Linked DNA regions of Homo sapiens: all the other regions are linked to region 3. A link is a contact called in ENCODE Hi-C or POLR2A ChIA-PET data. All regions are on one chromosome and are shown on one strand. The core of a region is the stretch at or near the end of the contact, and the rest is flanking DNA. Distances in the headings are between cores, read along the strand shown.

Region 1 (3,247 bases), core at 1-2,500, 1.0 Mb after region 3:
CATCCGACCCTCCAAGACTCCTGCAGGAGCCTGCCTTCCTGGGCAGGCTCAGCCAAAAGACCAACTCAAAACTCTTTTGTCAGAGCAAGCTTAGGGAGAGCCACCCAGCCCCGAGTGCCACAACCCTCCCAGAGCAACCGTGGCCCATGTCACCCCCGCCTCTCAGTGAACTTTGGCAGGGTACCTCCCGTTATCTCCTTTGCTCAAAAGAAAGTGACCTTCTTCCAGGTGGCAAGCTGGAAGCTTTGGGGAATCCTCCTACTGTTCGCTCTCAGCAGGATTCTCCAAACCTGGGATCTCAAGGTCGGGGTGGGCTGCCTTGCGGAGCAGGGGAGGGAAGAAGGGCAGGTTCTGCTGGGTTTCCACCTCAGTGCAGAAACCCCACCAAAAACTCCTCCGGGCAGCCTGGCTGTCTGCTCCAACTGCTCTGCTGGGTATGGCGAGGAGGCGCCAGGAGACACAGCTGCTGAGGGGGCCGCGGCTGCAGGCGCTGCAGGGGACGGAGTGGAGCCGTTCCCGGGGGCAGAGGGAAGAGGCTGCAGTCGTCCAGTCCCAGAGCCCCGAGATGGCCTGTGGCTGAGGGAGCAGGTGGGCCCGGGGGAGGTGGCGGGCCGAGAGCGGAGCTGCGGCCTCGGGATCACAGCCCAGTCCCAGTCCCAGTCCCAGTGTGGGTGTACGGCCGGAACGCCCGGAGGCGGCGGGGAGAGGGGAGCAGCTTCAGCCTAGTCGCAGGAGCGCGGACCGAGCCTCGGCTTTGGGGAGAGGGGTCCAGCCTCCATTCCCGCCCCGGGGGAGAAAGCTTCGGCGCCGGACCCGGGGGAAGGCTGCTACCCCAGCCGCGGCAGGATGGCCCATCCCCAACCCCGCCCCACTCCCGCTCCCGCTCGGGGAAGGTGAAAGCGCCCGAGCCGCCGAAGTCTCCCCGCTCGCTCCTACCTGCGGGCCGGGCACCAGGTTGGGTTCGTCATCCTCCCTGGGGCCGTCGTGGTCGGGCTCCGCCGGCGCCTCCGGAGGGCCTGCACCCGCTCCCGCCTCCAGGCTTGGCGGCGGCGGGGGCTCGGGCGCCTGGGGCTTCTGCGGCCCCGCGGCCCGAGCCCGCTCGCGCCTGCCCGCACCGCCGCTCGGCCTGCTCCGCCTCCGCGTCATGCCGCCGCTCGCGCCGCTCCCTCGCTCCACACGCCGCCGCCGCCGCCGCCGCCGCCGCCGCCGCCGCCGCCGCTACCGCTCCCCTCACAGGACAACAGCCAATATGGCGGCGCCCGGTTCCCCCCCTCCGCCTGCTGCCAACAGGTCAGAGGGCACGCGGAGTCCGCGCCGCCGCACTAGCCCCCGAGGCCGCCTGCGCCATTTTGAATAAGGTCACCACCCGGAGTTCGCTGGGAGAAAAACTTGGTGGGGAGACGCCCTTCCCCCCCTACGCGGGACGGGAAGGATGCAACCTGCTGGAGGAACGCGTGTAATGCGGTGGTAATCGCGCTGCACCACCCTAGCACTTAATAATTGCCTGTTAAATGGATGAGTGAATTAATTTCTATAGTGTTACAATACTTTCACACCCATCGTCTGACTCCTTCCGACAGCACAGCGAGGCAGGTACGGATCATTCCCATTTTGCAGGTGAGAAATATTGAGGCAACATAAAGGCCTGGAAAAGGTTGCTGTACATCATTTTGTTGGAACTCCTGGGCTCGTGGACGGCCTGAGTTGAAAGGGACGAAGGTCTTTATTTGCAACATATGGTCTACTGGGAGTCCAGCGTTCTGTGCTTGGGACAGTGGGACTCAAACCCGACTCCTTGTTCCCGAGTCTGATGGGGAAGGTAGACACGTAGGTACATAGTTACAACCGGTGTGATAACGATGAGACGACTAGGTGTTTCCAAAAAAATAGTATGTGCAGGAGAGGATTTTGGAGTGGTACACAAAGGAGAATTTTTAAAACTTAATAATTATGTATTTAATTGTTAAAAATGGAATTTCCCCCCTCTTTTTGTGAATATACTGTATAATACATGTACATGGCACAGATTAAAAAAAAAAAGTTTTGAGTGAAGTCTGTCTCATGCCTGGGCTATGTACTCTGAAATTGTGGTTATATGCAGAGTTGCTATTGGTATCAACAGGGGCGGAATCCTGACACTGGCTTCCTAACCCATGGGGCAAGGGCTATTTTGAAAGGAAGAGCTACATGGAAGGCCCTGGAGCTCTCCTTAACTACCAAGAAAATAAATCAAAAATAGTACCTTATCTCACCCAGGGATTAATGCCACTATCAAAGATTTGAAAGACGCAGGGTGAGTCCCATCACATCACCATTACCTCTTCAGTTTGCCCAGAACAGAAGAGAGACGGCCTTGAAGAACAACAGAGCATTATGATAAACTTACTTATTCTGGTAAGAACCCCAACTGCAGGCATTCTTCCAGATGCGGTCCTTCTTGGGACAGATCAGCACAGTTGTTGGTCTCTAATAGGCAACAAGAGGTCTGGTCAATGGTTATTCTTCTGTACCAAACACCAGGAATCCCTTGCATTGATCTGGCAGGGGCAGCGGTAAACCCTCACTGTCTTGCTTCAGGGTATGTCACACTCTGGACCCAGCCACTTAGTTTACAGGGATTTTTTTTTTTTTTTTTTTTAATGACAGAGTCTCACTCTATCTCCCAGGCTGGAGTGCAGTGGCGCAATTTCAGCTCACTGCAACCTCCGCCTCCTGGGTTCAAGGGATTCTCGTGCCTCAGCCTCCAGATTAGCTGGGATTAGAGGCACATGCTACCACGCCCCCTAATTTTTTTGTATTTTTAGTAGAGACGGGGTTTCCCCGTATTGCCCAGGCTGGTCTCGAATTCTTGACCTCAGGTGATGCACCTGCCTCGGCCTCCCAAAGTGCTAGGATTACAGGCGGAGCCACTGCACCCTGCCAGTTTACAGGGATTTTTTTTACTAAATCTCCATTCTAATGGATATCAGGCTAATCTGCTGAGGCACTGATGACATCATCTTGATGGACCTTAAGAAAAGGGAATAGCAGATATCCTGGATGATTTGGTAAGGCATGATGTGTGTGCCAGAGGATGGATAATAAATCTCACAAATATATAGGGGCCTCGCAGTAAGCCATCTAGGAGTCTGGGATATGTTGAGATATTTCGTACAAAGTGAAGGGAAAGCTGCTGTAGATCACACTCCCTACTAGGGAAGAGGTGCAATACTTGGGCTGGGGCTTCTTTAGACTTGGTAGGTAACAT
Region 2 (3,242 bases), core at 451-2,950, 1.6 Mb after region 3:
AAGCTTGGAGGTGGAGGTTGCAGTGAACCGAGATCACACCACTGCACTCCAGCCTGGGCAACAGAGCAAGACTTCATCTCAAAAAAAGAAAAAGAAAATTCAGTCTGGACCTGGGTTTGGGGTCAGTGCCTGTTCCCTCCTCCTTCCTAACCCTCACCCTTCCTCCTTAGGGCAGATGGGCAGCTCCCATCTTCTCCCCTTCCCCCGTTCCCCAGGACAGCGACCAACACAGGGCGGCAGGGTAGGGCTGGACCCCCTCCTCCGCAGAACTGAATTCTGTTGAATACCCAGTGGGCAGATTAAGTTCGGGCTAAGGGGACCAGAAAGGCTGGGACAGGAAAGGAGTTTTCTTTTCTTTTCTTTTTTTTTTTTTTGAGACGGAGTCTCGCTCTGTCGCCTAGGCTGGAGTGCAATGGCGCGATCTCGGCTCACTGCAACCTCCGCCTCTCGGGTTCAAACGATTCTCCTGCCTCAGTCTCCCGAGTAGCTAGGATCATGGGACTACAGGCGCCTGCCACCATTCCCGGCTAATTTTTGTATTTTTAGTACAGACGGGGTTTCACCATATTGGACAGGCTGGTCTCGAACTCCTGACCTTATGTTCCGCCCGCCTCAGCCTCCCAAAGTGCTGGGATTACAGGCGTGAGCCGCCCGGCCCGGAGTTTTCTATTCTTTTTTTTTGAGACGGAGTCTCGCTCTGTCGCCCAGGCTGGAGTGCAGTGGCGCCGTCTCGGCTCACTCCGAGCTCCGCCTCCCGGGTTCACGACATTCTCCTGCCTCAGCCTCCCGAGTGGCTGGGACTACAGGCGCCCCCCACCTCGCCCGGCCAATTTTTTGTATTTTTAGTAGAGACGGGGTTTCACCGTGTTAGCCAGGATGGTCTCGATCTCCTGACCTCCTGATCCGCCCGCCTCGGCCTCCCAAAGTGCTGGGATTACAGGCGTGAGCCGCCGCGCCCGGCCTGGAGTTTTCTTTTTTTTTTTAAGCATCACTTCATATTTCAAGAGCTCTCAGTTCTCCTGAGATTTCTAGGCTCTGTCCAGGATCCCTAAGCCTGTTCACAGTCCTACTTGAAGTTTCTAATCTTTCTTTTCTCATTAACCAAAACTGGAGAGAGGAAAAAGCCCATCATTTTCCCTGGACAGCAGCGCCTACTGGGAGTTTCACCCGCATTAACATGCAAACGACAGGCAAACTCCTAGTCATCCTTCCAAAGACCCTGCTCCACAGCCCTGCCGAGGCCGGTGCGCACCTAGCCCAGCCACTGCCCCTCACGGCCCCCGCGCCGCCCTCACTGAGCAGGGCGGGCAGCGCTGTAAGCGTAACCACTTGGGGCTTGGGGCTTCTGACCCGGGAGTCGGGTGCTGGGTTGAGTGCGAGGCCGACGCCTCTGCCGGGTGGGGAACCCGCCCGCCGGCGAGGAGCGGTCGCGGCCAGGGGCTTCCGCCGACTGGGAGGCCCGGGGCCGGGCCGGAGGGACTCGGAACCTGGAAACGACCAGGCGCGACCCCCAGAGGACTACAGGCGCGGCTTTTCTGGCCGCCGCCCGGTTCCCGCGGGCGACTCCACTCGGCATGCGCGGCGGGGAGCCTCGGCGGTGAGGCGCAAAGCCGCGGGCTCGTGGGACGGCCACCCCTCCGCAAAACCGCCAATGGGCGGGCCCGGGCCGCCGATCGCCCGCCGCGGCTTCCGGTTCCGATGACAGTGGCGCCGGAAGCCGGGGCCGGGGCTGCGGGGCGAGGTGAGAGCGGGCGGGCTTGGGAGCCGGCAGGTGCGGGCCGAGGGCGGGCACAGCGGCCGGCGGAGCTGAGGCGCGCGGCGGGGAAAGCTCGGCCGGCCTCCCGGGCCCCAGCCTTCTCCAGAACCCCTGCTACCCACGACTAAGCCCCGAACAATCTGCCCTTGGGCTTGTTCTCTTCGCAGTTGTCGGCCCTGGGCCGGGAGCTGGAGTCCCAGACTCATAGGTCCCGGCCCAGCCCCCGAAGAGCCGCCTCAGCCGGGGGGAGTTGCTCGGACTCAAACGTCCAGTCCTCGTGCGACCGCGCTGGGTCGGAAGTGAGCAGGTGCGCACCGGGCTCGGCAGGGCTATGGAGCAGGGTCTTTGGAAGGATGACTAGGAGTTTGCCTGTCGTTTGCATGTTAATGCGGGTGAAACTCCCAGTAGGCGCTGCTGTCCAGGGAAAATGATGGGCTTTTTCCTCCCTCCAGTTTTGGTTAATGAGAAAAGAAAGATTAGAAACTTCAAGTAGGACTGTATAGTAAAAAAAAAAAAAAAATGGAGGAGGGCGATATGACACGGTAACTGGTGTGAGGGTGGGGCGGAGGGGTCAGTATTAGATACTGTGGTCTAGCAGAGCATCTCTGAGGACGGGACATTTGCGTTGAGACCCAAATTAGGAGGCAGGCTTAGGAAGATACGGGAAGAGAGTGGTCCAGGCAGCGGGAACAGCCAGTGTGAAGGCCCTAGGGCAGAAATCAACTGAGAGTATAGTCAAGGAACAGAAAGCAAGCTAGTGTGGCTAAAGTATGGTAAGAAAGGGAAAGAGTGGTAGGAGATGAGGTCGGATAATTGGGGTTTGGTCACATAGAGTCTGTAGGTCAGAGAGAGGAATGTGGAGTTTTTTCTAAGTACAGTGGAAATCTTTTGGTTTTAAGCAGAGGAGTGACATGTAGGGTAGAGAGTGGATGGAGGTCGCGGCTGCAAAAGCATAAGAATTGGCTGGGCACGGTGGTTCACGCCCGTAATTCCAGCACTTTGGGAGGCTGAGACTGGCAGACGGCTTGAGCTCAGCACTTCAAGACCAACCTGGCCAACATGGTGAAACCCTGTCGCTCCAAAAAATTAGGCTGGGCGCAGTGGCTCACGCTTGTAACCCCAGCACTTTGGGAGGCCAAGGCGGGAGGATCACTTGAGGCCAGGAGTTCAAGACCAGCCTGGCCAACATGGTGAAACCCCGTCTCTACTAAAAATACAAAATTTAGCCGGGTGTGGTGGCAGGTGTCTGTAATTCCAGCTACTTGGGAGGCTGAGGCAGGAGAATCGCTTGAAACTGGGAAGCAAAGGTTGCAATGAGCCAAGATCGTGCCACTGTACTCCAGCCTGGGCGACAGAGTAAGACTCTGTCTCAAAAACAAACAACAAAAAAATTAGCCAGGTGTGGTGGGGAGAGAGGGGAAGAATAGGGACAAAAGGGAATACATAAATAAACACAAAGGAGAAAAGGCCCTGCATGGACCACTTA
Region 3 (3,122 bases), core at 116-2,615:
AGAGACACTCCCTTTTGCAGATAAAAACAAAGTCAGACCCTGGGGGCATGAGCAGACTCAGCCAGGAAGAGAAGCCCCCCTTCCTACTTCCCCACACCCCACCCGAAACAAGCAGGCTCTGCCCAGCGCAAGCAGAGCTTCCCAACGTGTGGTGCCTGGAGGCCGCTGAGGGCCGGACCACCAGACTAGGAGAGAAGACTCCCTAGTGACCTTGGTCAAGGAAATCCCTTTGCTTCTGAGCGCCTCAGTTGGCACAGCTATAAAATGGGGGTGGAAATCTTTCCTTCCCACAGCGCCCAAATAAAACCAGAAGAGTCCAGAAGAAACCAGGTGGTCACACTAGTGGGGGAGGAAACCAGGGTCCTGGGGAAGGGGGGGCTCCCCAACGCGGGCCAAGTGCACGCTGTGGGGCTCTGGGAAGCTTACCCAGCCACCCCTCCCCAGGCATAGTGCTGGGGGGCCGAGGCGCGGACACAGCCCCGAGAGGGGCCTCCCTCGTCCGCTTCCTACTCTTTTGCGCCGCTCTCGGAGGGACACCGGGGGCGGGAGGCGAGACTGCAGCGCAGGGGCCAGAACGCTGCGACTTTAAGAGCCGAGGATCCCGGACCATGTGCTCGGCGTGAGACAAAAGCAACAACAAAGGAAGTGGCGGCCGCAGGGGGAGGGGGGCGGCTCCTTCCTCTCCAACCGCAGCGCTCAGCTGCAGGAGAGGGGAGATACGGCCCGGCCACGGGGGGCCTTGGGGGGGGTTCCTGATCCCTGGGGTCTCGCTGCCCGCAGTCTGGACCGCCCGTGATTAACCCCTACGGAGCCACCTAGATCACGGCCCCCATTCCCAGGGGAGGGGAACAGAAGGTCCATGGGTGGGGGAATAGGAAGTTGGGGGCCCTGGCACCGACTCACCTTTGGCCGCCCGGCCACACGTTGACTCCTTTGTTCCCGATCTAGGACGGCCAAACTGGGCAGGGGGCGGGGGAGGGGGGGGGTGCCTGTCTGGATCCTTTAAGAGCTCCCGCCCTGCGGAACAATGTGCTCCCCTCCCCACCCCCGGGTCCGGGGGCAGCCCGGCTCCTTCCGGGGCCTCTCTCTTTGTTGTCCGCCCGACGGCGTCTGCCTCGCGAGGCCCACGCGCGATCAGTCTCTCTCGGCCCAGGCCCTCAGGGAGCGGGAGGCGGCGCAGGACGCAGCTGGGTCTGCGCGGCAGCCGGCGGCTGGCCCTTTAAGAACTGTCCGCGGCGGCAGCGGAATGTAACAAACCCCACATTTGATTCACAACATTCGAAGCGGCGGGGTCGCGCGCCAGACGGGAGGGGGCTCGCGGGGGCGCGCCGGGAGGCTCCGGCAAACAGTAGCCCGCTGCAAGCCCGCAGGGGCCCCGCCCCGCGCCGGGAGCTCCGCCCTGAGAGCCAATCACTCGCCGCGACCACGCACGTGACTAGTGGGCCACCATCTTGAATTTTTTTAACCTCCTCCTCGCCCCCACCTTCGCACTTAAAGGGACCGCAGCCATAGTCAAAAGCAAGGGGCGGGGCCGCATATCCTGACATAAAGATGGGGAGACCCCAGGGTGGGCAAAACCGATCGGCTGCAACTCGAACTTGCTATGCAAACTCGCTAACTACTCGCGCCTCTGAGGCTCAGTTTCCCTGCCGAAGAAATGGGTCCCGCCAGGAGAACCGGCAGTACGGACTTACTGTGTCATGGTCCCCTCCTCGGGGACAGGGTGCCGCCTGAGATACTGAAGTGCAATGGGTCTGACCTCTGACGGGGCGAGAGCGGCCCAAGTGGTTATGCTGGCTCTAACAACCCTGGGCCGGCCACCTTCCCGGAGATGACGTCACCCCCAAGAGCTGCAGCACCGCGCTGACATCATGGCCCGGCCGCCCCACTTCTCCTTGTTTATACTACACGGCGTCTTTAAAAAGCTGGTACGGCCCAGATTGCCCAACAGACCAATGGCGGACCACCCATGCAAACGAGCTAACGTCTGCCGGGCAAGGAGATTGGCCCTGCTCGCGCTGACGTCACAGAGACATTTAACCGCCACGCCCCCAGCGTGGCGGTGGAGGAAGAGAGGCGGGGAACAGGTTGTAGTTTAAAGCAAAAGTGCAGGCGCTGGGCGCTCTAGCTGCTAGGCTGGGCTTGAGAGTTTGGTGTCCCCGCGGAGACCTCCCTAGCCAGGGAAACTGGGAACTAAGCCCAGTGAAGCGTCTATACTTTAGTTTTCTATTCCTCTCAGCAGCTATGAGACGGAGGGATTACTATAGCCAGTTCATTTTACAGATGGGGAAAGTGAGGGCCTTCCCTTACTCCAGATCACACAACTAGAAGTGTGGCGGAGCAGGAGTGTGAACCTAATCCAAAGCCGAGCCTCGTTCTCCTTTGCCTCGAAGCCCACCCACCCGGGCAAAATTTATACAAAATGGGGTATTACCTCCACCACAATTATATAAGCAGAAAATCAGTAATTTGCTAAATATCCAAGAGCTGGAACAGGTCGAATAATGAATATTGGGTGCATGCATATAATCAATAACGACTCTTGGGCAGTTACCACAAAGAGGCAGCTGGAGGCGACACGGGGCTATCTCCAAGACAGCCATAAACAAGGCGCCAATGCAAAATGTTAACATCTGTTAACCTGTGTGGTGGGCCATGGGGCAGGGGGATGGGGGGCTCATTTTCTATGCTGCTTTGGTATATTTCGTAATCCTAAATTTTATATAAAAATTGAAACCAAGATGCTGAACAGTTCTAACAGTATGTATCAGGTTTCTTTAATTGGACATATGCCACATCTGCATATATTTCTGGAAGGGTATACAGGAAACTGATTAACAATTGTCCTTAGGGAGAACTGGAAGGGAGAAGTTGGGTCAGTAGGATAGACTATTGTATATATTGCACATTAGCTCTTTTTTAAAAACCCTATGCATTATAACCCACTGAAATTTTTAAAGAAAGCTATTATAAAGACTATGTCTTAAGTCTTTTAAGCCAGAAAACCTTTTGTTCCCTTAGAATCAGAAACCCCCTTTCAGCTTGGGGAACAGACATGTTTATGGCAATGTTTAGACCAGCAATGATCGTATCACTGTGCAACACAATGACTGAAGATGGAA

The links. Hi-C counts contacts between places; a loop is a spot of excess contacts on that map. ChIA-PET counts read pairs that join two places held with the same protein, here RNA polymerase II (POLR2A). Pooled maps may share reads with other maps.
Region 1: a pooled map shows a loop between it and region 3 (9-fold over the local background). The contact joins the promoter of FAM193B here to the promoter of RNF44 in region 3. A Hi-C loop is called at or near these places in 9 of 50 pooled maps. POLR2A ChIA-PET finds 5 or more read pairs at or near these places in 2 of 52 experiments (BJ and activated CD4-positive, alpha-beta T cell).
Region 2: a loop to region 3 is called in a pooled map, with 8 times the contacts of the local background. The contact joins the promoter of RMND5B here to the promoter of RNF44 in region 3. A Hi-C loop is called at or near these places in 1 of 37 single-sample maps with no recorded cell type and 10 of 50 pooled maps. POLR2A ChIA-PET finds 5 or more read pairs at or near these places in 1 of 52 experiments (Caco-2).

Annotation. Positions count from the first base shown.
Region 1 is chr5:177,553,313-177,556,559 of GRCh38, forward strand. FAM193B (family with sequence similarity 193 member B) reads right to left here and starts at 1,251. Exons shown (of 9, transcript NM_001190946.3): 1 at 937-1,251. The coding sequence starts at 1,146. It overlaps FAM193B-DT (FAM193B divergent transcript), which reads left to right and starts at 1,316. Exons shown (of 3, transcript XR_941274.3): 1 at 1,316-1,617. RefSeq lists silencers at 420-529, 860-1,069 and enhancers at 950-1,453, 1,180-1,339, 1,360-1,509.
Region 2 is chr5:178,129,314-178,132,555 of GRCh38, forward strand. RMND5B (required for meiotic nuclear division 5 homolog B) reads left to right here and starts at 1,701. Exons shown (of 11, transcript NM_022762.5): 1 at 1,701-1,741; 2 at 1,924-2,063. RefSeq lists enhancers at 223-874, 875-1,526, 2,805-3,242 and a silencer at 1,258-1,847.
Region 3 is chr5:176,536,037-176,539,158 of GRCh38, forward strand. RNF44 (ring finger protein 44) reads right to left here and starts at 1,366. Exons shown (of 11, transcript NM_014901.5): 1 at 904-1,366. LOC124901143 (a long non-coding RNA gene) reads left to right here and starts at 1,893. Exons shown (of 2, transcript XR_007059071.1): 1 at 1,893-2,087; 2 at 3,022-3,122. RefSeq lists silencers at 860-1,049, 1,130-1,389 and enhancers at 1,500-1,939, 2,180-2,359.